Linked DNA regions of Homo sapiens: region 1 is linked to region 2. A link is a loop called in an ENCODE intact Hi-C map of the cell type or tissue named here. Cell type or tissue: mesothelial cell of epicardium. All regions are shown on one strand. Each heading gives the region's core, and the rest is flanking DNA. Links, peaks and the distances in the headings are about the cores only.

Evidence for each region. Hi-C counts contacts between places; a loop is a spot of excess contacts. Peaks named below come from ENCODE experiments on the same cell type or tissue, not always from the same donor. Only the 100,000 strongest peaks of a DNase experiment are listed, where the experiment ranks them.
Region 1: it touches region 2 in a loop (4-fold over the local background); 3 of 110 quality-filtered maps call a loop at or near these places.

Annotation. Positions count from the first base shown.
Region 1 is chr11:123,699,901-123,715,430 of GRCh38, reverse strand. No RefSeq gene overlaps it. Among named protein-coding and RNA genes, the nearest start is that of ZNF202, 34 kb to the left of the region's middle. RefSeq lists enhancers at 12,600-13,100, 13,101-13,601. In mesothelial cell of epicardium, for the core only: CTCF peaks have their summits at 3,756, 3,958 (motif pointing right) and 7,635 (motif pointing right); DNase peaks (open chromatin) are centred at 3,957 and 7,640.
Region 2 is chr11:123,624,434-123,639,075 of GRCh38, reverse strand. It overlaps GRAMD1B (GRAM domain containing 1B), which reads right to left. Exons shown (of 20, transcript NM_001387025.1): 20 at 11,309-14,642. It overlaps SCN3B (sodium voltage-gated channel beta subunit 3), which reads left to right. Exons shown (of 7, transcript NM_001040151.2): 5 at 752-890; 6 at 4,870-4,955; 7 at 5,300-9,888. The coding sequence ends at 4,933. It overlaps LOC124902777 (a long non-coding RNA gene), which reads right to left and starts at 537. Exons shown (of 2, transcript XR_007062929.1): 1 at 456-537. In mesothelial cell of epicardium, for the core only: no CTCF peak of the experiment used is centred there; a DNase peak (open chromatin) is centred at 9,675.

The DNA.
Region 1 (15,530 bases), core at 3,393-11,392, 80 kb before region 2:
GAGAAGGGGTTGGTTAATAATAACTAGGGAGGACTTCTGGGAGGATTTGAGGGTTCAACTAAAGTGTTATTAGGGAAGGTAGAATGGTCGGCTTTAACTGTGCAGCAAGCTTGAGATTGACTAGACACAACATCTGGCTCAATGGCCCTTCTCAAACCTCCTACAACCACTTTAACCCCTTGTGGCTTTGACTTAAGCTCTAATTTATTTTGTTAGGCTGGATTGTGTTAAGCTGATTAATAAAGTGAACTGACAACACCCTCACATCCCCTTAGATATTCATGTTTATTTCCTGGTAGGTTTTTGTTTTGTGTTTCTTGTTTTTGAAGAGTGGGTTGGGAGTTTCAACTAGTCAACTTTTTTATTTTTTGAGAGGACATGGTGGAGGAGTAATCATTTTCTGTGATCAGAACTATCATAAAGAGTACAGCGAAAGTTCAATCTAAATAAAAATACTGCTCCATCCATTATTCTCATATGAGAAGACTGTTACATGAACAGGGAAAATGATTGCACGTAATTGCTAAGCATAGGAAGCTTTGTTGCTAAACTGACCAACAAAAAGTTACAAATAATTATTGCTCTATATAAATACTTACTGCAGTGAATTTTCTTAATAAAAATCTGCCTGTAGTTTAATAGGGGGCATACCAACTAGAAGGCCCCAGAGTCAAGGAATTGTAGACTGTTAAGAGAGGCAAAAATGTATAGAGCACACCTAATGCAATCATTCAGAACATACAGTTCCTGTACTGAGGGATGAGTTTCTTCGTTTTTCTTTCATGCATCCAGAAAGTATGTAATAAACACCTATTGTTGGAGGTGTTAGGGAAGTAGCAGTAAACAAAAGAGACAAATATCCCCACACTCATGGAGCTTATAGTATGGTGAGGAAAGACAGTCAACAAAATAAAGCATTATTTAAATTATATCACATATTAAAAGGAAAAAAAACTGCCAAGAAGAAAAATTAATCAAGGAAAGTGGAGAGGAAGTTCCACGGATGGGTGAGGGGATAATCCAGGAAGGCTTCACTGGGAAGGTGACATTTAAACAAAGATGTGAAAGAGTTGGAGGAGCAATTTAAACAGCTATTCATGAAAAAGCATTCCAGAGAGTGAATAGCTAGTGTAAAGTCCCTGAGACAGAAGTGTGCTTGGTGAGCCTAGAACCCGGAGAGAGAGGGGAGAGCAATAGGAGATGCTCTTAGAGGGGCAATGAGGAGCCAGATACATGGGCTTGGAACAATTGTGTCTTTGATTCTGATTAAGATGGGGAGCCACTAGAGGGTATTGTTCAAAGAACTCACATATCATCTCACAACTATAAATATGCTGATAGCTGAGAATAGATTCTTGGCAGTTCAGGAAGAGACCACTAAGACACCACTTGGCAGGCTAACACAGTAATCCAAGCGAAACACATGCACAGTCTGGATAAGGAGCAGAGCAGTGGAAATGATGAGAAAAGGTAGAGTTCAAATCATATAATTAAAATAGAATTAACAAGATTTGCTAGTAAATGTGAGATTTGTTGGGGGGTGGGGAAGATGAGTTAAAGAGAATTGTATGATTTTGGACTGAGTAAATGGGCAAAGGTGGACGCCATTGATTAAGATGGAAAGATAGTAGGTGGAATACATCTCTTTAGCATCATCGGGAGTGTAGTTTGGACATGGGATGTTTGAGATGTCTATTTGACATTCTAGTGGAGATGTTATGTAAATAGCTAGCTATAAGAGTCTGCGAGAAAACTGAAACTGGACCCCTTCCTTGCACCTTGTACAAAAATTAAGTCAAGTTGGATTAAAGACTTAAACATAAGACCTAACACCATAAAAACCCTAGAAGAAAACCTAGGCATTACCATTCAGGACATAGGCATGGGCAAAGACTTCATGACTAAAACACCAAAAGCAATGGCAACAAAAGCCAAAATTGACAAATGGGATCTAATTAAACTAAAGAGCTTCTGCACAGCAAAAGAAACTATCATCAGAGTGAACAGACAACCTACAGAATGGGAGAAAATTTTTGCAATCTATCCATCTGACAAAGGGCTAATATCCAGAATCTACAAGGAACATAAGCACATTTACAAGAAAAAAACAACCCCATCAAAAAGTGGGCGATGGATATGAACAGACACTTGTCAAAAGAAGACATTTTATGTGGTCAACAAACATATGAAAAACAGCTCATCATCACTGGTCATTAGAGAAATGCAAGTCAAAACCACAATGAGATACCATCTCACACCAGTTGGAATGGCGATCATTAAAAAGTCAGGAAAAAACAGATGCTGGAGAGGATGTGGAGAAATAGGAACACTTTTACACTGTTAGTGCAAGTGTAAACTAGTTCAACCATTGTGGAAGACAGGGCGGCGATTCCTCAAGAATCTAAAACCAGAAATACCATTTGACCCAGCCATCCCATTACTGGGTATATACCCAAAGCATTATAAATCATTCTGCTATAAAGAGACATGCACATGTATGTTTATTGCAGCACTATTCACGATAGCAAGGACTCGTAACCAACCCAAATGCCCATTAATGATAGACTGGATAAAGAAAGTGTGGCACATATACACCATGGAATACTATGCAGCCATAAAAAAGGATGAGTTCATGTCCTTTGCAGGGACATGGATGAAGCTTGTAACTATCATTCTCAGCAAACTAACAGGGACAGAAAACCAAACACTGCATATTCTCACTCATAAGTGGGAGTTGAACAGTGAGATCACATGGGCACAGGGAGGGGAAGATCAGACCCTGGGGCCTGTCAGGGGGTCGGGGGCAAGTGGAGGGAGGGCATTAGGAGAAATACCTAATGCAGATGACAGGTTGATGGGTGCAGCAAACCACTATGGCACGTGTATACCTATGTAACAAACCTGCACTTTCTGCACATGTATCCCAGAACTTAAAGTCTAATAAAAAAATTAAAAGAGTCTGAGAGTAGGATTATAATATCTGCCCATTCATTAAACATTCATTGTGTACTTACTAAGAGCTCTGCTTCCAGGGAATTCATGAACTGGTGGGAAAGACTGGTCTCTAATGTATGAGATGTGCTACAGTAGATATATTAGAGAGCATATAAAAGGGATGGTCAAGGCCAGGCACAGTGCCCCATGTCTGTAATCCCAACACTTTGGGAGGCTGAAACAGGTGGATTGCTTGAGCTCAGGAGTTCAAGACCAGCCTGGCCAAGATGGCAAAACCCTGTCTCTACCAAAAATACAAAAATTAGACAGGTGTGGTGTCACATGCCTGTAGTCCAAGCTACTGATGAGGCTGAGATGCAAGGATTTCTTGAACCTGGGAGGAGGTTGCGGTGAGCCAAGATCAGGCCACAGTGGCACTTCAGCCTCGGTGACAGAGTGAGAACTTGAAAAAAAAAAAAAAGAAACAAAAAAAGGAAGGAAGAAAGAAAGAAAGAGAAAGAAGAAAGAAAAAGAAAGAAAGAAGGAAAGAAAGAGAAAGAAAGAGAAGGAAGGAAGGAAGGAAAAAGAAAGAAAGAAAGAAGGAAAGAAAGAAAGAAAGAAAGAAAGAAAGAAAGAAAGAAAGAAAGAAAGAAGGAAGGAAAGAAAGAAAGAAAGAAAAAGATTGGTCAACTTTGCCTAAAGAGATGATTCAAGTAACAACAGAGGCAGAACAGGTAGTGGTTAAGAGCACAGGCTCTGGATTAATAAACCTACGGACCAGGATTTGAATCCTACCTTCATCACTTACTAGCTGTATGACCTTGGGCATGTGAGTTCATCTTACTTCATATCTCTAAGGCCTCTCATAAGTAAAACTGAGATATTAATAGATCTCTTAGAAGCCAACATTTTTTATTAATTGTAACCAAAACCTGAACTCAGCTGCCCTGGTTCTGGCAAAATAAGCCAAATCACCAAAGTCAGGACTTGCAGTTTAAAGAATTACCACTAGAGGTCGACTCCCAGTGCTGGAAGCTCGCTCAGTCCACAGGGACTCTAACTCTGCAAAACGGTGGAAATAGGGAAATGTCTGGAATTATAAATTTTTGAAAGCTTTTTACTGCTAACCAGTGAGGTTTTTGGACCCAAACTCCTCATAGGCAATTAAGCTGTGAGGCAATGTATACAACTTGCGGCACTCTGACATGAGCAATCTAAACAAGTAAGTAAAAGTGATCAGAATGCCTGAGGTGCTGAAAAACACAACACCATGCTCAATTTCTTGACCTTTTGTTGTTGTTGTTTTACTTGAGATGGAGTCTCGTTCCGTCATCTGGGCTGGAGTGCAGCGGTATGATCACGGCTCACTGCAACCTCCATGTCCTGGGTTCAAGCCATCCTCCCACCTTAACCTCCTGAATAGCTGGGACTACAGGCATGTGCCACCACACTTAGCTAATTTTTTGTATTATTTGTAGAGACAGGGTTTCATCATGTTGCCCAGGCTGGTCTCAAACTCATGGGCTCAAATGATCTGCCTGCCTTGGCCTCCCAAAGTGCTGGAATTACAGGCATGAGCCACCACGCCTGGCCAACCTGTCTTCTTATTACACCAAAATCCCATTCATCCTTTCTAGAAGTGAATATAAGTTGGAATGGGCAGGGGGAAGGGATTAGTGCCCTCACTAAAGCCAGTACCCCAGCATCTGTTCTTCTTCCTGAAAGTGACTGGCCACCATTGACCTAAATCAGAAACCTATGATTTGTCCCAGATTTTTCTTTTTCCCTTGCTCTTCATATCTATCAGTGATACTAATTCTAAACTAACCTTAACGAACTGCATCTGTGCCCCTCTCTCATCTCTCCTCCCTCACTTTCAGTGCATTGACTGAGGCTACACCATGTGAATTATTACCATGGCATGCTAACAGAATTATTGCTTCCAATGGTACCATGCCATAATTCATCCTTCATATGGTTGCCAATAAATTTTTAAAATATTTATTTGTATCTGCTACTTCTCAGGTTAAAAGCTTCCCAGCATGTTGAAGATGGAATGCAAACAGCTCTGCATGCATGCCCTTTGCTCATGCAGCTCCTATTGTCCATCCCCCACTCTTACCCACTCTTGCTGGATAATTCCTTTTTATTCTTAAGACTTCATCCAAGAAGCAAGCTCTCATATTTCCTTCATATACTTCTGTCATAGCCCTTTACATATGTTAATCATCTGTTACCTTTTCTCTTGGAAGGCAAACACTGTCTTTCATTGTTTTTTGCCAACATCTAGCAGAATTTTTGGTTTATATTAGGAAATAAATAAATGTTTGTTGCATTGTAATGTCAGAAGAAGTCTAGGAGAATGTGTAAAAGTCGGGTGATGGCTTGGTGCGGTGGCTCACGCCTGTAATCCCAGCACTTTGGGAGGCCGAGGCTGGCGGATCACAAGGTCAGGAGATCGAGACCATCCTGGCCAACATGGTGAAACCCCATCTTTACTAAAAATACAAAAATTAGTTGGGCGTGTTGGCACGTGCCTGTTAATCCCAGCTACTTGGGAGGCTGAGGCAGGAAAATCACTTGAACCAGGGAGGCGGAGGTTGCAGTGAGCCCAGATGGCACCACTGCACTCTGGCCTGGTGCCAGAGCAAGACCATCTCAAAAAAAAAAAAAAAAAAAAAACTTGGGTGATGAGGTCATAGACACTTTTTGTGAACTGCTGTGAAGAAATTCAAGAATACATCTGCTCACAAGAAGCATCAGAGGAGGCCAGGCGCAGTGGCTCACCCAAGTAATCCCAGCACTTTGGGAGGCCAAGGCGGGAGGATCGTTTGAGCCCAGGAGTTCCAGACCAGCCTGGACAACATAATGGGACCCCCGTCTCTACAAAATAATTTTTCAAATTAGCTGGATGTGGTGGCACACAGCTGTGGCTCCAGCTACTGAGGAGGCTGAGGTAGGAGGATTGCCTGAACCTGGGAGGCTGAGGTAGGAGGATTGCCTGAACCTGGGAGGCTGAGGTAGGAGGATTGCCTGAACCTGGGAGGCTGAGGTAGGAGGATTGCCTGAACCTGGGAGGCTGAGGTAGGAGGATTGCCTGAACCTGGGAGGCTGAGGTAGGAGGATTGCCTGAACCTGGGAGGCTGAGGTAGGAGGATTGCCTGAACCTGGGAGGCTGAGGTAGGAGGATTGCCTGAATCTGGGAGGCTGAGGTAGGAGGATTGCCTGAACCTGGGAGGCTGAGGCTGCAACGAGCTATGATAGTGTCACTGCACCCCAGCATGGGTGGTAGAGACCCTGTCTCAAAAAAAAAAAAAAAAAGTATAAGAGGAAAGGTGCAGTATCATATCTCCCAGTGCTTAAAATATTGCCAGCCTAAGACACCTACTACTGGCCTTTATCAGAAGCGTATTGCCACCCCAGCCTATGTCCTCCAACAGTGTGACAGTGACTGGGAGGTCACGCCCATGTGAGCTCTAGCCTGTAACCTGGACAGAGACTTTACCCATGGGCACTACAATGTTTCTAAACCTGATCAAGCCAGGCACGGTGGCTCACACCTATAATCCAAGCACTTTGAGAGGCTGCGGTGGGAGGATCGCTTGAGCTCAGGAGTTCCAGGCCAGTCTAGGCAACATGGTGGGGACCCCATATCTACAAAATAATGTTGTTTTAATTAGCTGGGCATGGTGGCACATGCCTGTAGTCCTAGCTACTGAGGAAGCTGAGGTAGGAGGATTGCTTGAGCCTGGGGTTGAGGCTGCAGTAAGTTGTGATCACACCACTGCACTCCAGCCTGGGTGACAGAGCAAGACCCCGTCTCAAAAAACAAACAAATAAACCTGATCAATCCATTGTTACCATTTGTCTTGGTGGTGGATTGAGGAGCAGTGAGTAGAGGGAAGAAAGAGTTGAGAAGAGCAGTGAAGTTCGCCACCTCCTCCCCACCTCAGTACACTTTATGGAAAAGTATTTTCAACTAGGGCCATCTTGTTCTATGTGTAACCCTAATAGAAGCTGGGGTCTCACATGGCCTACCGTCTACAGCAGCTTATACTCAAAGGAAAATATACCAAAGTTCCAAATCCTTGAAAAATTATATATATATTTTTACTATAGGTTTTCTTAGAGCAGTCACACTTTAGGACACACACGTTTGGGTTTATAGTACCTGTGACAATGCCTGGTACAGAATAAATGCTCAATAATATATGTTGAATGATGAATGAGTGAGTGAACGAATGAACGAACAAACACCTATTTTAAGGCATTTATTATAATACTCCAGGCTGATTTTTTTGTTTCTTCCTTACTAGCCTATGAGCACCTTATATCTCTTGAATAAACTTCAGGACTAGAATATAGTAAGTACTTATTGTTTCATCTATGAATACAGCACCCAACTCTTGAAAATGTAAACAATTACTAAAGAATTTAGTTTAGTGAATTGTTTAGTAATTGTTTAGTAAAGAATTTAGTCATTGTGGAACTTTTTCTGTTCCACAAGTTTGCACTTTAAATTGAGTTTTTAAAAATGAAAGTACATATAGAAAATATTTTTAAAATCAAGTATGCAGAGGCAATTTGCAATATATACATATTTTTTAAATCGTACATAAGAGAAAGCTCACATGGAAAACAATGAATTATCCAGCCAGCTGGCTTTGCATCCTCCACATCTCATTCCCTGCAGACACCAGATGGCGACATTTTGCCATGATCTGCTGAGTCCTAGACGTTTGACAATGTATTCAACGAATGTATAACATGAGTCTTACGTTAGGCACTAAGAATTCGTAAATGAGTGACGCACAGACCTTGCATATCAAAGGGCTTATCATCTATTTGGAGAGTAGATAGATATACGGATAACTTAAAAGCACAATTAGTATGATACAAAATAATAGCTAACATTTTTGAGGTGCAAGGGACCTGAATAGGCACTTCACAAGTGAGGATATCGAAATGGACAAAAAGCGCAGGAAAAAGTAATCAACATTTTTAGTCATCAGGAACATGCAAATTGAAAGCTCAATGAGATACTACCCTATTGCCACTAGAATGACTAAATGAAAAGAATTCAGAAAACCCAGTGATGGTGAAGCAGCTGAGCAACTGGAAACCTTTCACACTGCTGGGAGGAATGTAAACTGTTACAAGCACTTGCACTGCTTGTACTACCAAGAACTGCTTGGTAGGATCTACTAAAGTTAACCTTACAAATACTCTATGCCCTAGCAATTTCACTGCTGGGTGTATATCAACGGAAATGAGTGCTTACATAAACCAAAGACATGGGTAAGTAGCTCATAGAAAATTATTTTTTTAACAGCAAAAAAAGGAAGCAACTCAAATGTCCATAAATAGTACAGTATATAAATAAATTGTGGTATGCAATAAGTGGAATGTTATACAGCAATGAAGACCAAAATGTTATTGCTACTTGCAGCAACATGAATGAATCTCACTAAAAATATAATATTGATTGAGAGAAGCCAGACTCTAAAGATCACATAATGTATGATTATATTCATGTGAAGTGGCCAGGTGTGGTGGCTCACACCTGAAATGCCAGCACTTTGGGAGGCCAAGGTGGGCGGATCACTTAACATCAGGAGTTCAAGACCAGCCTGGCCAACGTGGCAAAACCCTGTCTACTAAAAATACAAAAATGAGCTGGGTATGGTGGCACAGGCCTATGGTCCCAGCTACTCAGGAGGCTGAGGCATGAGAATCACTTGAACTTGGGAGGTGGTGGTTGCAGTGAGCCAAGGTCGTACCACTGCACTCCAGCCTGGGTGACTGAGACTCTGTTTCAAAAATTAGATAGATAGATAGATAGATAGATAGATAGATAGATAGATAGATATGATAGATATAGATGATAGGTATAGATGATAGATAGATATAGATGATAGAGATAGATATAGATGATAGAGATAGATAGATAGATACACACATACATACATACATACATAGATGAAGTTTGAGAACAGGAAAAACTAATCTATGGTGATAAAGGTCAGAATATTGGTTACTTTGGTGGGAGTTGGATATTTACTGAAAGGGAGTAGAAGTGAGCCTTCTGTTGTGCTAGAAATGTTCTGTATCTTGTTCTAGGGGTTGTCACAGAGGTATATACAGATGTAAAGATCTATTGAGGTGTATACAATTTGGACACTTCACCACATATAAATTATTTCAACAAACAAGTAAATAAAAAGAAAGCAATAGCTTAACATCACTGAATATTTTTTAGAGGCAAGGCATTTTATCTACATATAAATTATCTCACTTAGTCATTACAATAACTCTGTGAGGGATGCTCAGTTACTAACTCCAGTTTACAAACTGGGAAGCTGATGTTTAGGGTGCTAAGTACCGTGTCCAGGTGTCCATCATATGCATACGGCCGAGGAAGAAGACAGGTCAGTGTGGTTCCAAAGCCCCAGCAATAGTCCATTATTCAGATGTTTTCCCATTTTCACAAGGCCCAGTGGGAGTGATGAATTCTGGCTTATGGGAAAGTTGATTAACAAGGACTTCAAAGAAGAAGATGATTCATTTATACCAAACAATAAACTGAAATGTTTTGTTTCCTTGCTTCCTACTAGAACTATAGAATCCTGGATTTGGAAGGGGATGTGGCAATTGTCTGGTCTATCCAATCTCTTCATTTTCTATGTGAAGGAATTAAAGCTTAGAGTGGTGACAACACTCATTTAATGTTAGCAAAGGCCAGGGCTAAGGTCAATTGGAAAACAGCTGATTTTAACCAGAGAGGTTACAAAATTTGAGGCCACTCAGAAGTAAGTGGCAGAGCCAGCAACTGAATTCAGGCCACTGTGTGGTAGAGTCCTGACTCCTAGCCCAGTGTCCCATCCACCACCCCAGCTTGCCTCTAAAATACACTGAAAAGTCAGTCAATTAGAAGGGATTGGCATGATCTTGGTCGACTGGGGTGGGAGAGGTGGGCATGTGGAGACAGGAAAAGATACATTCAACACACACCACAAGCCAACAGCTCAAGGGTAGCAGGGAAAGGAACAGAGGTCTAAGAAAAGCAAATTCAAAGGGAAGGGATTTTGGCAGCAAATATTAGGACCATGTCCTGGCCAAGATAGAGTAGGCTCTCTGCCTGTGTAGATGGCTCTAGGGAGTGGAGGGAGCACTGATTTTGAACCCATACTCACCCAGAATGAACTTCAAGAGGTCCCTTGACTTTAGTGAGCTTAGGAAATTCAACACAACAGTTATTTTAAAAATCAGAGAATATACTGCTGTTCGAATAGGATAAGTGGATATGAAAAAAGTAACTGAAAAGCAGTAATTTTAAGAAACTATCGGCCAGGCACAGTGGCCCACACCTGTAATCCCAGCACTTTGGGAGGCCGAGGCAGGAGGATTGCTTGAGCCCAGGAGTTTGAGACCAGCCTGGGTAACATGGCAAGACCTTGTCTCAAAATAAATAAATAAATTTAGATAAATAAATTATTTTTTTAAAAAAGCAAAAAAAATTACTTCTTATGAAAATTGTACCCTCAAATACATAAAAAGGCCTTAAACTCCAGGCTACAGGAACTCCAAGAAAGGATGGTGTCGGTGGGTTGGCAGGTGGGGATTCAGACAGGGAGACTAGTCTGCTTGCCCTGTTGAATCAGGCCAAATCCAAATGCAAACAAATCACACAAATAATTGGTTATTGCCAGCCAATGAAAGACAACTTTGAGTAGAAAGAAACCAGCACTGGAAAACCATCTAATTTCAGCCAAGGAATCATTTCAAGACTTGAATTTAGACTTGAAAGAAGAAAAGCACAGTTTCAGCAAAGCTCAATTAATGTATAAAAAATCCAACTTGGATTGAATTGTAGGCCTGTCTCAGCACTAAGGTAAGATGCTTATCTGGCCAAGGCGCCACAGCCCAGAGACAACAGCTTATGCCAGCTCCTCCCCCTCTTTCCACTCTTTCTACCAGCCCCTCCCTCTCCTCCAACAGAAGTTCCTGGTTTTTCCCACACCTTTTGTGATTCTTGTCCACTTCTCAATGTCCCATTTCATTTACGAGTGGCCTAATATACCGATGGCCTTTGTCTTGGTACAGGTGTCTTTGCTGAATCTTTTCCTGCATTGTATTCTTTTACTATGGCAGCTATGACAAATTTGGTGGCTTAAAACAGAAATTTATTATTTCTTAGTTCTAGGAACCAGAAGTCCAAAACCCATTTCACTGGGTTGGAATCCAGGTGTTGGCACGGCTGCCCTCATTCTAGGGCAAGCTTGTCCAAACTGTGGCCCTTGGGCCAAATGCAGCCCAGAACATCTTTGAATGCGGCCCAACACAAATTTGTAAACTTTCTTAAAACATAACGAGACTTTTCTGCGATTTTTTTTTAAGCACATCAGCTATCATTAATGTTAGTGTATTTTATGTGTGGCCCAAGACAATTCTTCTTCCAATGTGGCCCAGGGAAGCCAAAAGTTTGGACACCCCTGTTCTAGGGGCTCAAAGGGAGAAGCTGATCCTTGCCTCTTCCAGCTTCTGGTGGCTGCTGGTGTGGCATTCCCCGGCTGTGGCTGCATCGCTCCAAACCCTTCCTTCACCTTTACGTGGCATCCTGCTTCAGGTGTGTGTCATCTCCCTTTTGCCTCTCTTGTATAGAGACACTAAATGGCATCCTGGTCCCATCTGGATAATCCAGAATAATTCCAAAATATTTAATGAGATTTGTTACCATGTAAGGTAAAATTAACTCTTTTTTCAAATGTGACAAGTTCCAGGGGTTAGGACAGAATCTCTTTGGGTAGCCATTATTCAGCCTATTACAGTTTTCAGCCCTTAGAACCAAAAACCTGAGGGTCATCATTAACTGCTGTCTTTCTCACACAACCTACATCCAATCTATCAGCAAATGTTATTGGTTCTATCTTTGTAAAAATCCCGAATCCTGCTACTTCTGTCCACCTGGATCCATCATGAGCCTGAGCCACTCTCACTTTTGGCCTGGACTTTTGCAATGGCCTCCTAATGGATCTCCCTGCTCCTTCCCTGAGCTCCTTACAATCTCCATGGCCACGGAGATAATTTTAAACATAAATCTCATTGTGTCATTTCCCTTTTCAAAATGTTCCAACAGCTTCACATCATATTTAAAATAAAATCCCAGCCAGGCACGGTGGCTCATGTCTGTAATCCCAGAACTTTAGGAGGCTGAGGCAGGAGGATCCCCTGAATCCAGGAATTCAAGACCAGCCCAGGAAACATAGCAAGATCCCGCCTCTACACAAAGGACAAAATTAGCCAGGAGTGGTGGTATGCAGCTGTTGTCCCAGCTACTTGGGAGACTGAGGTGGGAGGTTTGCTTGAGTCCAGGAGAAAAGGCTTCAATGAGCCATAATCATGCCACTGCACTCAGCCTGGGTGACAGTGAGATTTTGTCTCAAAAATAAAAGAAAATCCCAAGCCCTTACATGGTCTGTGTTGCCTCTGCAACTCCATGTTACGTCTGCTTTGCTCCTTGTACTCCAGGTACACTGGCTTCCTACTGCTCATCAGAAGTGCCATGCCCCTTCTTATCTCAGGACCTAGCACTTTCTCCTCCCTCTTTGGGGCCACTCTCCCCCAGAGATTTCCACAGCTTGCTCCTTGACTACGTCTCAGTGTCTGTCATTTCCTCAGGGAGACCTCTCCTGACACCCAGCTTAAAACAGCATTTCTGTCACTCTCTGGCTCCATATAATCATTTTCTTTGAGACACTCAGCACTATCTCACATTATATCATGTATTTATTTGTCTGATTGCTTATCTCCAAATCCCCCCCGACCCTTCAATTAAAACATTAATTTCCTGGGAGCAGGGAACATGCCTCTTTTGTTCACCACTGGATCTCTAGTGCCTAGAACAGTGCCTGACACAGAAAAAGAACACGTTAAATAATTTTTGAATGAATACATGAATGGATGATTGAAAGATTTCAGGGGGTGGATGGCTGGAATGTGAAAGGAAACTCTTAAAAGGGACTGCCCTCCGCTTCCCCACCACAAACCCAAATCATTTTAGTGGTGATTCTTCCAAGCTTGAACAACCCTGCCTGCTGCAGCTGAACGTCAGCCAGAGGCAGCAACTGCAGCCGCCCCCATCTCAGCTTTCCGGCCACCTCCCAGGGGACGTGGGCAGGGAGGCCACGTGGCAGGAAAAGCGACCTAGGAGAGCAGTTAGTAAGGGACTGTGTTTGTGTTATGGCAGCTGCTGGCACATGAAAACTCTATGCGTTAAAAGAAGTACAACCTATTGGGATTCTCTGCAAGTTCTTAGCAGGAAAATCTGCATTCGTTGCCCCACTTGGAGCAGTAGTTGGAAAAGACTGGAGCCACAAGGCCAATGCCATTTGCACCCCTTCCAAGGGCCTCTGTGGCGCATGGGTCCAAACCTAGTGCCTTCTTTCCACTTCAGACACCATTCCCACCACCCCACCAGCCCCTAAAAAGAGCAGTATTTGCCAGTGGCCAATAGAAACCAACATAAAATAGAGAAGCCATGTCACATATTCATGAACAACCTAGATTTTAGAGGCAAGCCTCAATTAGAATTCCCAATGTGGATTGCTGGTGTGTGTACTTGGATGAGTCCTTATCCATAAAATCAAAATAATGTCTATCTCTTACGAATGTTATGAGGAGAGAATGTTCTAGCCCAGCACAGGACCAGCATGGTTATCTTTGGTTGGCCTTTATAAAAGAATGGAGGGCAGGGAGGGAAGCAGTAATGGTCAGCGTGCCAACATTCTGAGACTTGCTTGGCATGGCAGTAAAGCCATAGAACCACAGAATGATGGGGTTCAAAAACACTTGGGAGATTAAAAACAACAATCACCACAATAACAAAAAAAAACTTGCATTTTATTTATTAAAAAAAAAAAAAAAGTGCCTATAATCCCAGTACTTTGGGAGGCCGAGGCAGGCAGATCACCTGAGGTCAGGAGTTAGAGACCAGCCTGGCCAACATGGTGAAACCCCATCTTTACTAAAAATACAAAAATTGGCTGGGTGTGGTGGCAGGCACCTGTAATCCTAGCTACTTGGGAGCCTGAGGCAGGAGAATTGTTTGAACCCGGGAGGCAGAGGTTGCAGTGAGCTCAGATCACGCCATTGCACACTAGGCTGGGCAACAAGGCAAGACTCCATCTCAAAAAAAAAAAAAAAAAAGTAACTGGGCCTAGAAAGATGAACCGATTTGCCCAGAATCATACAGCTAGTTAATGGCAAAGCCAGGGCTAGAACCCAGACCTCAGACCTCTGGCCTTTGGCCCGTACTGTTGCTCCTTGGGGTTTTCAACAGCCTGGTTGATTTGTGAGTCCTCCTGCCTTCACCACTGCCCAGGCCTCAAACCACACAGTTCAGGACCAGCTCTTACAGCAGATGAGATCAGACCCAGCCACAGCCTCACAAGGCCGGCAAGGACTCTGCCCCCAAACCCAGTTCTCTAATTTTTCTTCCTCCATCCATTATAGCCTGTGAGCCTCAGACTCCTTGCTCCCCGCCCCTTCTCAGTAGAACACCTCAGTCACGTGGCCCATTGGCCTGTTGTGAAATAAAACATTTCCTGGAGGTGGAATGCTGAGAAACTGCAATGTCAATCTGAGATCCCTGTGCTCAGGTGGCAACAAAAACACTCAAGGTAGTGGGTTTCCCAGCTTAGGTCTTTGTAGGGCATGTGCCTCAGTCTCTTCATCTATAAAATGGGGATAATAATATGAACTCTTTCATAGGGTTTTCTGAGATTGTGACTTGATACATGTAAAGCATTCATGGAAATATCTGGAACCAAGCAAATCTTCAATATTATCTTATTATTATTATTAGAAAATTAGCCTCCCTCATTCCCCTTGAAAACTGGCACAAGACAAGGATGCCCTCTCTCATCACTCTTATTCAACATACTGTTGGAAGTTCTGGCCAGGGCAATCAGGTAAGAGAAAGAAATAAAGGGTATTCAAATAGGAAGAGAGGAAGTCAGATTCTCTTTGTTTGCAGATGACATGATCCTATGTCTAGTAAACCCCATCGTTTCGGCTCAAAAGCTTCTTAAGCTAATAAGCAACTTTAGTAAAGTTTTGGGATACAAAATCAATGTGCAGAAATCACAAGTATTCCTATACACCAAAAACAGACAAGCAGAAACCCAAATTATGAATTAACTCCCATTCACAATTGCCACTGAGAATAAAATACCTAGGAATACAGCTAAAACGGGAAGTGATGGACCTTTTCAAGGAGAACCACAAACCACTGCACAAGGAAATCAGGGAGGACATAAGCAGATGGAAAAACATTCCATGCTCATAGATAGAAGAATCAATAACGTGAAAATGGCCATACTGCCCAAAGCAATTTATAGATTCAATGCTATTCCCATTAAACTATTATTGACATTCTTCACAGAATTAGAAAAAACTATTTTAAAATTCATATGGAACCAAAAAGCAGCTCACATAATTAAGACAATTCTTAAGCAAAAAGAACAAAGCTGGAGGCATCATGCTAACCAACTTCAAACTATACTACAAGGCCGCAGTAACAAAAACAGCATGGCACT
Region 2 (14,642 bases), core at 6,643-14,642:
TCATCCTAAGGGGAGTGTGGAGCATTGAAGAGTTTTCAGCAGGGAAATGGCAGGATCCTAACTGTGTTTCAAAAGTACAGCCCTGGGGACAATGCGGTTGATACACTAAATCCTCCAATATTTATGTTTGGTTTTGGATGACCTGGAAGGTCTTGTTTCTAACCCAGACTTGTAGAGAACATGCGCATATCTCATGGAGGCTGTCTTTGTTGGCCCTGAATGAGTTTTCCAACGCTCTCTCCCCAGGAATACCACCCTCCACCACCGGCAGCTCAAAAGACAGAGGCAGTTGAAATAAGGCATGTTCCTTACATCTGTGTAGACTTTTAATCTCACAAGATGTTCTGAAATACATTAGATAATGTAATATTCACAAACCCCTGACTGGTGTTATTATCCTCAACCTACAAATTAAGAAACTGAGTCTCAAGTAAGGGAAATGGTTGTTTACACACCTGTAAATAGCAAAATGGACAGCCAGCTCTAGATATCTCACTTTGAGGCCAGGATTCCTTCCACTGCTCGGCTACTTCTTCCAGGCATCCCACTCCCTCTTCCCTGGCTCCTGAGCAGCTGATGACAGTCAGTGAGAAAGCCAATGGGCGGGAGAGTCAGGATTTGGAATACCTTTGACATCTTCTTGAGTTTCTTTACTCAGTCTTTATTTAAGCTGTACTTAAAAATATGGCTCCAATGACGGCTCTAGGTTTGCTGGATTTGCATATTCTGAACCTCATTCTCTTTCTTTCAGCTGGAGAGGACTTCACCTCTGTGGTCTCAGAAATCATGATGTACATCCTTCTGGTCTTCCTCACCTTGTGGCTGCTCATCGAGATGATATATTGCTACAGAAAGGTCTCAAAAGCCGAAGAGGCAGCCCAAGAAAACGCGTAAGTCCAGAGATGCCAAAGTAATAATGAAAGCTAGCACCTTCAGAATGCTTGCTCTCACAGGTGAGGTGCTAAGCAGTTTACATTCATCCTCCACCCTCTTCATGATCACTGCTTAAGAGATAGGCACCATTATTATACCCATTTTACAGATGAGAACACTGAATTTCGGAGAGTTGGCTTAAGGCAAACTCTTAATTCATTACGAAAAATTAAACATTTGCTTAATTCAAACATCACTTAGGAAACAAAGTGATGTTTGAATTCAGGCCTGTTGATTCTTGGCCAGCACACTTAACCACTAAGGCAAAGACCATCAGCTGCTACCACAACCCGTTAAAGTAATATTATTATGGCTGGGCATGATGGCTGTCACGCCTGTAATCTCAGCACTTTGGGAGGCTGAGGCGGGAGGATCACCTGAGGTCAGGAGTTCAAGACCAGTCTGACCAACATGGTGAAATCCCGTCTCTACTAAAAGTATAAAAAATTAGCTGGGCATGGTGGCACATACCTGTAATCCCAGCTACTCGGGAGGCTGAGGCAGGAGAATCCCTTGAACCTGGGAGGCGGAGGTTGCAGTGAGCTGAGATCGTGCCACTGCTCTCCAGCTTGGGTGACAGAGCGAGACTCCATTTCAAAAACAACAACAATAAAAGCCCAAAAACACAACAAAAAAGTAACATTATTATAACCGTTCTGTAAATGCCAAGCCGACTCATAGCAGCTTACCAAGGCACACAGATGGTAAGAGGAAAGGCTGAGATTTGAACCCAGGTCTCTCTAGTGCTAATGTCCATGCTCTTTCTATCTCATTGAACTGTTTGCTTTATACCATGGAGCTCCTCAGGCCATCTGGGCACTGCCCTTTGCTAGCAAAGGAGCTCCAAGCAACATGTTATTTCCCCTAGAGCCTGGCAGCGCTTAGATGTCCAGAGTGGGGACTCTAATCCTCTAAAGTCCAGCCTGTACCTTAGCCATTTGCTCAGAGACTCTAGTCACTTGAGGGTGAGCACATTTGAGAAACGGTGGGGTCTGTAAGAACAAAGAGTCTTAAGAGATCATGCTGGCTGGTTGTCTGGGGAAAGGAAAGATAGAAAAAACCCACAGATTTCTAGCAACATTGCTGAGGCAAACCGAAAACAGTCTAGGCTATTACCAGTTAGAAATGTTTGATAAAGAAAGCATCATTTTGGCCGGGCGCGGTGGCTCTCGTCTGTAATCCCAGCACTTTGGGAGGTCGAGGCAGGCAGATCATGAGGTCAGGAGATCGAGACATCCTGGTTAACATGGTGAAACCCTGTCTCTACTAAAACTACAAAAAATTAGCCGGGCATGGTGGCGGGTGCCTGTAGTCCCAGCTACTCAGGAGGCTGAGGCAGGAGAATGGCGTGAACCTGGGAGGCGGAGCTTGCAGTGAGCCGAGATCACGGCACTGCCCTCCAGCCTCGGCGACAGAGCGAGACTCCATCTCAAAAAAAAAAAAACAGAATAGAACAGAGAATGGAGGAGAGACAGTGTTCAGAGACAGAACGGCTGAGGGAGGGATGACTCTTCAGATTCAAGAAGCATAATATGCCCTGAGCAGGATGAATAAAATACATCTACACCTAAACACCAAGCATCTTTAAAGTGATAAATGGCAGCTACTAAGAGACCCTACAGCAAATATCATCTATGTGTTGAAACCTCAAGTGCCTGTAATATCAGGGACATATCAAGGAGACTGCCTCTCCCTGTTTCTATCAATATTGTGTTGGAAATCCTAGGTGAAGACCAAGTAAATACAAGGAAGAAAAAGACTTGGAAAGGAAGAAACTAAATTATCATTATCTATACCTACTATTTACATAGGATACCTAAGAGAATCTACAAAAATACTATTAGGACAAGGAAGAATATTCCACAAAATTGTTGATAGAAATCAAAATATAAAAATCACCTATATTCCAGCAACAAATTTAGTAACAAATTTAAATATTTAAAATATTAAAATGCTTTTAAAGTTACAATAGCAAGAAGTACTCCCCAGTTCCGGGGATAAATTTGACAAAAATATACAAGACATTTAAAGAAAAAGTTAGAAACCTTTACTGAAAGACTTTAAACGTAACTAGATGGAGAGTAAAACCTCACAATTGTAAACAATTTTCTCCCAAATTGATCTTCAAATTCAATGAAATCCCAATCAAAATGCCCATTAGATTTCTCAAAGAACTTAATAAGCTGATATTAAGTCACATGGAAGGCTAAGTAGCCAAAAATAGTCTTAACCAAGGGACAGCCAGATAATAAGTGTTTTAGGCTTTGCAGGCGCCATAGGTCCCTGTCATGTATTGTTCTTCTATTTGTTTGCAAACAACCATCCTTAGCTCTTAGGCCACAGTTTGCCCACCCTCGGTCTAAACCATTTCAAAGAAAGAGCAGTAAATTTGCAAGAGGTTGGTAGGATTTGTCTTATCGGAGATGAAGGTTTCCTTTGTTTTCTTTTTTTTTTTTTGAGACAGAGTCTCGCTCTGTTGCCCAGGCTGGAGTGCAGTGGCGCGATCTCGGCTCACTCCAAGCTCTGCCTCCCAGGTTCACGCCATTCTCCTGCCTCAGCCTCCCGAGTAGCTGGGACTACAGGCACCTGCCACCACGCCTGGCTAATTTTTTGTATTTTTTTAGTAGAGACGGGATTTCACCATGTTAGCCAGGATGGTCTCAATCTCCTGACCTCGTGATGCACCCGCCTTGGCCTCTCAAAGTGCTGGGATTACAGGTGTGAGCCACTGCGCCCAGCCAGATGAAGGTTTCTTACAGAGCTATCAGAATACAGAGTTTGTGATACTGCACAGGCATACGAAATGGACAAACAAAACAAAAAGCCACCAATCAGGTTAATGCATGTAGGAAAACCTGATATGTGAGAGAGATGACGTTACAGTGATTGAAGGAAGAATGAACTGCCCAGTAAGTGGTCTAGGGAAAATTCCTAATCTATATAGAAACAAAGAAAAACACAAAACAAAATTAGATTCCCCATCTCTCATACTAAACCAAAATAAATTATGAGGGGATTTAAACACAAAGTAAAATGTCAAACTTGAAAATTCCATTAAGGGAATATAAGAGACTCTCTTTATCACCATGCAATAGAGAGGATTTCCCAAATAAAATACAAAAGGCACAAATCCAAGAGGAAAAATAATTTTGATCACATTATATGTAAAGAATCAGCTGTTCATTAGAAGACTCCATAAGCAAAATTCCTAGACAAACAAGAGATTGGGAGAAATTGTCAAAACATGAAAGCATCAAAGGAAAATCAATGAGAAAAAGACAAAGATCTCAGAAGAACTGGAAAGCAGATGAACAAATTTCAGAAGCAGAAACCCAAATAGCCTGTAAACATGTGAAACAACTATAAAATATAATTTCACAGCTGTCATTTTGACCAACATTTTATTTTATTTTTGAGACATGGTCTCACTGTTGCCAGGCTGGAGTGCAGTGGTGCAATCATGGCCTCGACCTCCCAGGCTCAGGTGATCCTCCCACCTCAGCCTCCCAAGTAGCTGGGACTACAGGCACGTGCCACCATGCCAGGCTAGTTTTTTGTATTTTTTGTAGAGACAGGGTTTCACCATGTTGCCCAGGCTGGTCTTGAACTCCTGGGCTCAAGCAATTTTCCTGCCTTGGCCTCCCAAAGTGCTGGGATTAGAGGCATGAGCCTTGGCCAACATAATAATCTAACTAAATGCTGAAGACAACCTGGATAAATGAGAAGCTATACACTCCTGGTGGGTGTTCGTGTACATATATGGGGGAAATGATTATTTTAATCTGCAGAAAAGGTTGTTTTTCTCTTGAGAAACACAGCAGAAGGAAATGCAGAGCTGTTCTGTAGATCCTTGCTCCTGTGCCCTGCTCCTTCCCCATCTTGTGTTCCCACGCTGGGCACTGAAGCTCTGATTCCCTTTCCCTGTGTCCTCTATAGGTCTGACTACCTTGCCATCCCATCTGAGAACAAGGAGAACTCTGCGGTACCAGTGGAGGAATAGAACAGGAGCAGTGTGACATGAGGTGACCTACAGGAACATGGGAGGGGAAGGCAGATGTGGATGGCAGGTTGTACAAGTGACTTTGTTGCCCACAACTGAAGTGACTTTAAATTTGGTCCCTTAGGTCACTGTCTACCCTGCCTGGGGTCCCCGCCCTCAGGGTAATTCTTTAAGTCAGAAAGCTCTGTATGATGTCAGCGCTTCGGAAGGTGAACTGCTTTGACCTGAGTGTCGAGGCAATCTGAACTTGCCCATGGTAACAGAGGCACAGGATTCTCCAACTCCCTTCTTTGGTCAAAGAATTTTTGGGCTGGGCTGGGCTGGACTGGGTGGGAAATTCTCAGTGAGTTATTTTATCTTTGGTAGGTGGCCTGAACACCTGAGGGACTGGACATCCCATGTTCAGCAATGTCAATGGCATCAGGAGGGCGCCCCAAGGGCCCCATCGCTTCCCTTCATGCATCCATTGTTCTGTTCATTCATTCATCCATACATCCACCTGCCTCTGAGCTTTCACCTCTGACTCCCTAACTCCATCAGACCTCTACGCACCATAAGACTCTGCCAGAACTGAGAAGCCAACATTTCTACATAGACTCAACCTCACCCTCTCCTAGTTTTCCAACAAGACACTCCAAAGCCAACTGGATTTCTCCCCTGTGCTCCAAATGACTTTGTACAAGTGCTGGAGTTAGCACCTCCCTCTGCCCTTAACTGGCTGGAACTGGTTCATTCTCCATTACTGCAAGAGAATGGAAGTCTTAATAGAAGGAAGCAGGAGTGATTAGTTCGGGTTAAAGCAAAAGTGTGTCATGAACTTGGATTCCCTGAAGTCAGTTTTGTCAGGTTCATGGCCCACTTTGCTACAGCATCAGAGTGAAGCACGCCTGTCTAGGTTCTCCAGTGACAGAAAGATCCTGAAGCATGGACTAACATGCTCTCTGGAGCTTAGTACTCCAGAGCTAGATCCTGATGGGTCTCTAAGGTTCCCTCCAAGAAGACAAGGACAGGAGACTTGGGAAGGACCAATGGTAATTTAAGTGGCTCTTAAAAAGTCATGCAACATGTTTCTGGACACGTTCCTGATCCTATTGCGATAATGTATGTGTGCCCTCCCTGTGGGCACACCACCTGGGCATTAGGACTGAAATTCCTGAGTTCTTCCTCTCAAAATTTCTGTGCACCAGTATTATTCCTCATTTTACATACAGGAGGCAACTAAGACTCATACAGGGCTCAACTGAATAAGAGGCTTAAGAGGATAAACTGGAGCAGAAATAAGCCTTAGGTGCTGCCCAGTTTACACTTCCTGGGATGGATGTTTTTGTTTGTTTTGTTTTTTGTTTTTTTTGTTTGAGATGGAGTCTCACTCTGTCACCTAGGCTAGAGTGCAGTGGTGTGATCTCGGCTCACTGCAACCTCTGCCTCTTGGGTTCAAGCAATTCTCATGCCTCGGCCTCTCCAGTAGCTGGGATTACAGGTGTGCACCACCACGCCTGGCTAAATTTTGTATTTTTAGTACAGACAGGGTTTGACTATGTTGGCCAGGCTAGTCTTGAACTCCTGACCTCAAATGACCCACCCACCTCAGCCTCCCAAAGTGCTGAGATTACAGGCGTGAGGCACTGCGCCCGGTGGATAACTTTGTTTCTGAAAAGACTGACATTGAACTTGTCTATGGCAATGCTTCTTTCACAAGCACGGACTGGGCTGAGGTCAACTCTGATAGATTCAGATGACTAGAAATTGGCCAAAAAAGCAGGGAGAAGAACATGAGGTAGACTTAAAGAACTTCCTTTATGTAAAGATCTGTGACTCTGAAATATCCTCCAAAAGGAGAGTGCATCTGAGACTGATATTTAAACTAAGAAAAATGTTTAGTCTGAGATGGATCATAAGTAAATGAGCAGTGTGAGAGGGGAGGGATGGGTAGGTGCTTTCCAAATACTTCGCCTATGAATGCATAATTTTCAGATTTTTTTCCCCTAGATTTTGAGGGAGCAGAGAAACTGGAAAAAACTTTAGTCAATATCTCGTGTTTCATTTTAATTAAGTGACAGGTCCAAGTGTGACATCCTTCAGCACCCAGGGACAAGAGAGGGGAAAGATGCTTTATGGAATGTAAGAAGATGAAGGTGACTGGGATTCAGCGAGAGAGAGGTCCCTCAGACCTGGGACCTCCCTTTATAGGGAAAGACCATATTCCATAGGTTTAGGGCTTTACCTTAAAAGCTCATTTTTTTCATTCTTCCATCCCTAGGAAAGTACTTAAAACCAGACTTTTAAATTTTTATTTATTTATTATTATTTTTTTGAGACAGATTCTCACTCTGTCTCCCAGGCTAGAGTGCAGTGGTGCAATCTCAGCTCACTGCAGCCTCAACTGCCCCAGGTTTAAGCAATCCTCCCACCTCAGCCCCCAGGTAACTGGGACTACAGGCATGCACCACCATGCCTGGCTAATTTTTGTATTTTATGTAGAGACAGGGGTCTTGCCATGTCGCCCAGGCTGATCTTGAACTCCTGGGCTCAAGCAATCTGCCAGCCTCAGCCTCTCAAAGTGCTGGGATTACAGGCCTGAGCAACTGTGCCTGGCCCAAAACCAGACCGTTAACACATTAAAGAGTCTGATTTTGTTGAAGAAAATATTTGCAATAAATTCAAGACTCTTCTTATTGGTAATTTTCCACACAATCCCTCTGAAATAAGGGAGAGGATATAGACCTTTTTAACTTTATAGTTAGAAAAATTGGCCTCAGTGTGAAATTTTTCCAGTCCCATAGCTCATGGATGCCACCAGCTTGCGGTAGTAGCAAGATGCTTACTACCACACCGTTTTCCTCGGTGGCCCAATAGCTCGTGTATCTAAGTTGAACCCGGCAGTATGCATGATTGCCTTTTTCTCTTCTTTTTAAAAAAACCCAACTCAGATGCTGCTTGCGTGGCTTTTAATGAAGCTGAATGGTATCTATCACTTATTTATCCTTGACAGGTTATCTTCCCCACTCTTCCTTTTTCTAACTTCTCCATTCTTCTCATTCTTGACACTTTCATTAGAACTATATGGTTTACGAAGTATTTTCACTTAACTATTTTATTTCTTCTCTATAACTGGTCCTGTGAGGTCACATTACAAAAGAAGAAACTGAGGGTCTCTGAGGTTAAGTAGCTTTACTAAATTATAAGGAAACCTAGCTGGTAGGTAGACAGCAAGAATCCAGGTCTTCTGACTCCTCTTTCAGTTCTCTTTCCACTTAGACCATAGCTGCTTCCTTTTCTTATTTTTTAGCTTCCATCTAACCATTGCCTATCTTGCCTGTCCTAATGTTCTCCATCTTCTCTCACCCCTAATCCCACTCACTGCTTCTCTACCACTTTGCTTTTTGGTGGATGCTAGCAATGTGCTTTGAGAGTCAGTCCTATTTTGGTTCTCTTTCTAGTTGGTTTGTACATCATTATTTCTCCTGAATTGCAATTAAACTCCTTCCTGGGAGATTTGATAATGACTGTAAATCAATAAGGTACTGTGATCACCAGCCTACTTCCAATCTCCACCCACCTCCCTGTCTCTTCCCATAATCCTACGAAAGACCCAGACTAGATGTCTGTTTCTCTGGAAGCTTTATCTGGCATGATGTTGCTTATTAAAGGGCTTAGAAGAGTTCTCAAGGGCTATTAATATCACTTTAGAAACCCCATCTGTTGTCTTGGTGCTGGATATTTCCCATGTCTGATCCTCAATAACACAATTCACTAAAGGCCAAGCTTGGCTCAATCTGATTTTCCCATTCTTACTACTTCACAGCCATGAATGTGATTGCTCAATCCAGTTGGCCCTGAGAGCACCTTGCCCTGCTGACCTTCACTGTCACCTCGGTCTTGAATCAGAGCCCCAACCCAAACACTCCCTGCCTGTCCCTACCCCAGCCTTTATTCTCACCACTTGTTTAACGGCATGACCTTTTAGTTTCTCCATTCCCAGACACCCACACACCCAGACTTCCTTCTGAGTTGCAGGTTTCTCCTTAGATGTCCAACTAGAAATATTACTAGGAAAGTTACTTTTCAAAGCAGGAATGTGCTGGGAAGTAGGAGACAGCAACTCCCTCCTCTCTCCCCAAAATTATTGGATCAAAAAAGAAATTCCATCCATCTCAGAATCTGTGAGTCCTCCTCACATAAATCTGAGGGAAAAGGCTGTGTCACTGCATCTTTGCAGGAAGAAAGAGAAGCAAGAGCTAGACACACTTCAGAATATATCTTAGTTTCCCCTTTCCCAGTTTAACATGAAAATGAAAAAAGAAAAAAATGAAAAACAAAAACAAAAGAAGCCTTCCTCTCACCTCATTTTGTAAATGAAAAATCCCTAATTCAGTGAATTCACCTAGTCACTGCAAATGTATCTGAATAGTGCTTGGTGTGCTTGCCAGTCTGATCATCCACTCATTCTACTAACATCTTTTTGCACCCACTCTGTCAAGCTCTAGCCTAGACCTTTAGTGTGCCATGCAGTCACAGGTCTGAAAAGCAGCATCATCCAAACCTTACTTAATCTCTAAAATCTCAGCTGGTGGACAGCTCATGATTAGTTCAGCCCACTTCCTCCCCCTTAGTTGAGTTTGCAGCAGGACGCAGGAGATAAGCACTTCCAAGCAAGTCTGATTTATATATCAAACTCGGTCTCCATCCCAGGCCAGCTGACCCTCAGAGCCAGCAATGCTCTGTGCTTCCTCCCTGCGTCACGGCTTGGCAAGAGCTGCCTCTGCTGAGCAGTGTGTGTGATGGAGACGGAGGCCGCTGAAGGCCGAGTGCTTGCAGGCTTGTGAACTGCCATCGAACACAATCCAAACTCTGGAAATGTTCCTGACCACCTAAGCCCTCAACAACGTAATGCCTGTATGTGCTGTTTTTCAGTAAACTCCTTGTTCATGTCAATAAAGTATCCCTGAAAACCACTGTCTCTGGTTTTGCTCTACTTACTAAGTGTGTCTGCACCATAGACTATGGCTTCCCCCAGCACCCCAGCCTGCTTCAAATTCCCATACCCAATCTGTGGATATGCATGAGAATGAAAACCATGTAATAGCCTTACATTAAACACACACTAAATGTGTGATCTAGCCTCTCCGCTTCCCTTTCCTCCTCTACCCCAATACAAAGGAATACAAGAGTCACTTATGTTCTTGCCTGACATCAAACAAGTTTCCTTACCAGGCATCGAGGAGCTCCCTGCAAGGCTGACCTAATGAAGGGAGGAGCCAATCTGGCTCTCAGCTCCACCAGTTTAGGTAACATAAAAGAAGAACATGGAGCAGTCTCTCAACATTCATCTTCCTGGAAGTGTTAAGGCCCGAAGAGGGAAAAGTTCTATAAGAAACCATCATCGGGATTCACAGTCCACCACAATCTCCTGCAACAACAGTACTACTCATCATAAGATTAAAAATCGGCCGGGTGCGGTGGCTCACACCTATAATCCCAGCACTTTGGGAGGCCGAGGCAGGTGGATCACCTGAGGTCAGGAGTTCAAGACCAGCCTGGCCAACATGATGAAACCCCATCTCTACTAAAAATACAAAAATTAGCCGGGCATGGTGGCAGGCACCTGTAGTCCCAGCTACTCAGGAGGCTGAGGCAGGAGAGTTGCTTGAACCTGGAAGGCGGAGGTTGCAGTGAGCTGAGATCATGCCATTGCACTCCAGCCTGGGCAACAAGAGTGAAACTCCATCTCAAAGAAAAAAAAAGGTTAAAAATCATCCCAACGCTTTGGTAAGCTGAGGCAGGAGGATCACTTGGGGCCAAGAGTCTGAGACAAGCCTGAGCAACATAGTGAGACCCCATCTCTAAAAAAAATATATAGCCTAGCATGGTGGTGTGTGCCTGTAGCCCCAACTGCTCAGGAGGCTGAGGTGGGAGGAACACTTGAGCTCAGGAGGTCAAGGCCGCAGTGGGCCATGAATGCACCACTACCTCCAGCCTGGGTGACAGTGAATCTCAAAACAAAAGAAAATATTTTAGTATAATACCAGCAGCCATACCAAGAACGATGTGTGTTTTAAATGTATTATCTCTGAAACACTGAGGCTTGGAGTGACAGATGGGGCATAAGGCCACACAGTTGGTAAACAGTGATGCTATACTTTGTACTCAGGTCTGACTCCAAAATTTATCCATTCCAGTTGATCAGGCGGCCTCCCTCCCTCCCGTGAGAAGGTGGATGGCTGCGTGTGTGCGTGTGTGTGTGCGTGTGTGTCTATAAGCGTGCCTACAAACACATGCCTTCAGGACTTGCTGTGAGCCTACTTGGGAAGACCAGAAACATCTGAGGTGACGAGCATTCATAGATCAAGCAATAAACACGCACACCATTTATTATTGTAGTTCAATACTTTTTTCTTTTTAATTCATACTGTACTTCCATGGCTCTAGCTACTTTACATTAAGATTTGGCTGGGCAGCCTTGTGTGTTTCTAGGTACTAGCAGTAAGTTTTCTGACCTTGCGCACAGCGCCAGGCAAAGTACAGTTATAGATCCAAATACAGATGGCCAGACAACTCGACTGCACTCGACCCGTGTTCTTTCCCATAGATGGCCCAGTGCAGGTGTTGGGGCTGCTCCCTCTGCCTCACCCCACTCCACCCCACGTCAGGATTATCCAGGGGCCACTATGGCCTCTGACCCATCCCTCCCCACCTTGGAGTCTAGGTTGAGTTGGGGAAAAAGCACCATGGGTTTGGGAAGATGGTCTGGTCCATGCAGAGAGTGGTCTGGCCCTTGAGTGCAGGGTAGGAAAATGTGGGGAGCCACAAGCTATTGTTGGCAAAAATGGCTGTTTTGACTATGCAATCTCAGCACGTGGCACCCAAGCCCCAGGCCGATGCCCCAGACAGAGCCAGCTGCCTTGCCTGGAGCAGAGGCCACCCTTTTGCTTCTGCAATGTCTTATTGTATTGAGAGAAGCAAGGAGGGCTGAAGAACGACAATGTTCTTTAAGCCTTCAGATGTTGGGGAGATCGTCAGCATCAGCTCCTCCTGGCCGGCAAGGTGCTGCTCATCAGCTGCCAAGACTCCAGTCCTGGCTCCAGGGCCTGTTGAGGATCTCCAGTCACAAGACCCCGGAGCTGTTGCACAGAACATCAAAACAGGGAGCTGGCTGGGCCCTTCACAGCCATGGCCAGAGCAGAAGTGAGGTAACAAGGCTGGGCAGAGAGGTGGGAAGGGAGCTCTCTAAATAGTGTGCAAGTTTCTGCTCTGCACTATGACAGCAAGCAGGGGCCTTAAAAGATGGCCTTCCAGGAAAATGCTCCTCTCAGACCCAAAATGCATCTTCTAGAAGAAAACACAGAGGTGAAGAGGATTGGGGCCAACCTGCTGGAGGTTGGGGGAATGAAAGTCAAGGATGTCAAGGATGTCAAGTGGTGAATGGGATGATTGTCCCATAGCCTAGAGACAAGTGGCGAAGGTGGGGAGAGTCAGGAAGGGGCCCCGGAGATTCCTCCTGGAGGAGGCAGGCAGGGTATGAGGTGTAGGGAGGCCAGAGCCCTGCCATCTGGGGGAAGGGAGAAGAGTGCTATTTCTCCTGGGGGCAGTAGGAGAAAAGGGCTGGCTTTGGCTGCCCTGAAGAGCTTAAAGAAGTGGCATGGTATGACACAGAAAGTACCCTTCTGGGACCACAAGCATCCAGAAAGATACTTCCCCTAGTCCTTTCTCCAGGATCTCATCTTAGGGATACTGCCTGGAAATGTAATAGGTATAGTTCAAGTTTGGGTGGGGGGCAGGGACACGGAGAGAATCCACTTCTCACAAAGCATTCCTCTTGAGCTCTCTTTGTCCTCCCCATGTCATTCCAGGTTCTTAGTGTCAGTGTTCTAAGGCAAACCCAAGGGTTTTAGCCAAAGCTTCATACTAAATCCAAACCCTATCTTAACAAAAGAGAAGTGCTAGAACCAGAAGTGGCTACTCTCCACTGTTTCTTCTACCAATAAAGAGGAAGGATGGATAGATGAAAGGCTGAACAGACCCTAGAGATAGAAGATGAGCTCCATTGAAAAGAATGTTCTTCTCCCAACTTAGAGAAAGTCCAAAGGAAGATCCCTTCACAAACTAGGCCAAAGAGAAAGAAACCCTTCTAAGTGAATACTGAGCAATACATCAAGCTCGATCTCTCTCTCTCTCTCTCTCTCTCTCTCTCTCTCTCTCTCTCTCTTCCACTGGGCCTCCCCAGCCCTCCTAGCCACCTAAAGAATAAATTTTAATCACCCTGGGTCTCCTGGGAATGCAGACACTGCCCTACCACACCTCTAAATACTGGGAAGCTTCAGCCTCTGGGCTTGTTCCCTCCTGGCAGAGCAATTGAGAAAGTCCACCCAGTCTTCCCAGCCTCTGGCCTAACCCCCAAGATGATGTCAAAGCTAGAACCTACCTTAAAGATGATCTAGCCCAACTCCCTCCTGTGACAGGAGGATACTGAAGCTCAGAGAGGGGGAGTGACTTGCCCAAGGCCACAGAGCTTAGTCAATGGAAAAGTCAGGACCCAGGCTCAGGTCTCCAAACCGTCAGTGCAGTGCTCTTACACAGAGCTTCAAGCAGCTGATCTTGCTGGCCTGAGATGTAATCCTCTTGTCCCCAAAGAGGTGGATGAGGAAGGGAGAGAGTCGCACCATGATTAGCTTGTCTGAGGCCAGTCTTGTCAATTCTTTCACAGTAAGCTGTAATGGAACTTTAGATCCTATAGCTGTTCTTCACCTTGTTAGAAACTGCAAATTCTTTAAAATTGAGTGCAAACTCTCAAACATTTTACCACATAAGTCATTACAGAAAGACTCCTGTGTGTCCCCAGTAAACTAAAACGAACAATAAAAGCACTGGCTGGAAGAAGTTACATAAGAAGTAGTGATGTTTTGATGCTCCCTTGTAGACAGCAACTAGCCAGGCAAATGGCCAGGAATACAATGCTATTTATTTGTTTCACTCCAAGACTTATCTGCAAGGGTGAGTTAAGATGTCTTTCGCAAGCTATTGACTAAGGGGGAAGAGATTTTGTTTGGGAATGAATAGAGTTGTTGGTTTTTTCCTGGTATGATAGTCAAAAAATTATTGGAACACAGAGAGCCTACAAGAGATCCATGATTCTTAAAGGACATTCCCTATGTGCACACATTGTCTAGTGGGTTCAAATCGCTAAAAAACCAGGAGGGCTCTTCTGACATACTCAGTACTGCCCTCTCTGCCACCTTTTCCTCCTGGGAATGGTCCTGAGAGGTAAAGCAGAAGCAGAACAACTCCCTGCGGCCAGGTCTGCTCTGTCACTTGACTCCCAACAAAGAACCCTTTTTAAGTCATCCCAAAGGTCCCACCGTGGCACCTTTAATAATTAAATAACTTAAGGAAATAATTATGTATGGAATAAATTCAGGAATCTACAAGTTTTGCATTCAAAACTTTCTGGGAATAGTTTTGGCTTCTGGCTGTGCCAAGGGGGAGATTTCCAGCAGTCTGCACCATGCCTCCTTCTTTGGCTCAGAGCCCATGAGCCTTGATCCCTACCAGTGTCCCTCACCCAAAGGCCTGGACAAGAACTGAACAAGGACCCACTGGGCTGTGGGCATAGGCACTCTTCACAGGGATTACATGAAACTGCATTTCCTCCCATCTCCTCTTCTAGGGGAGGAATATCCACTCTAGCTCATGCCCTGGAGCCTCCTCACCC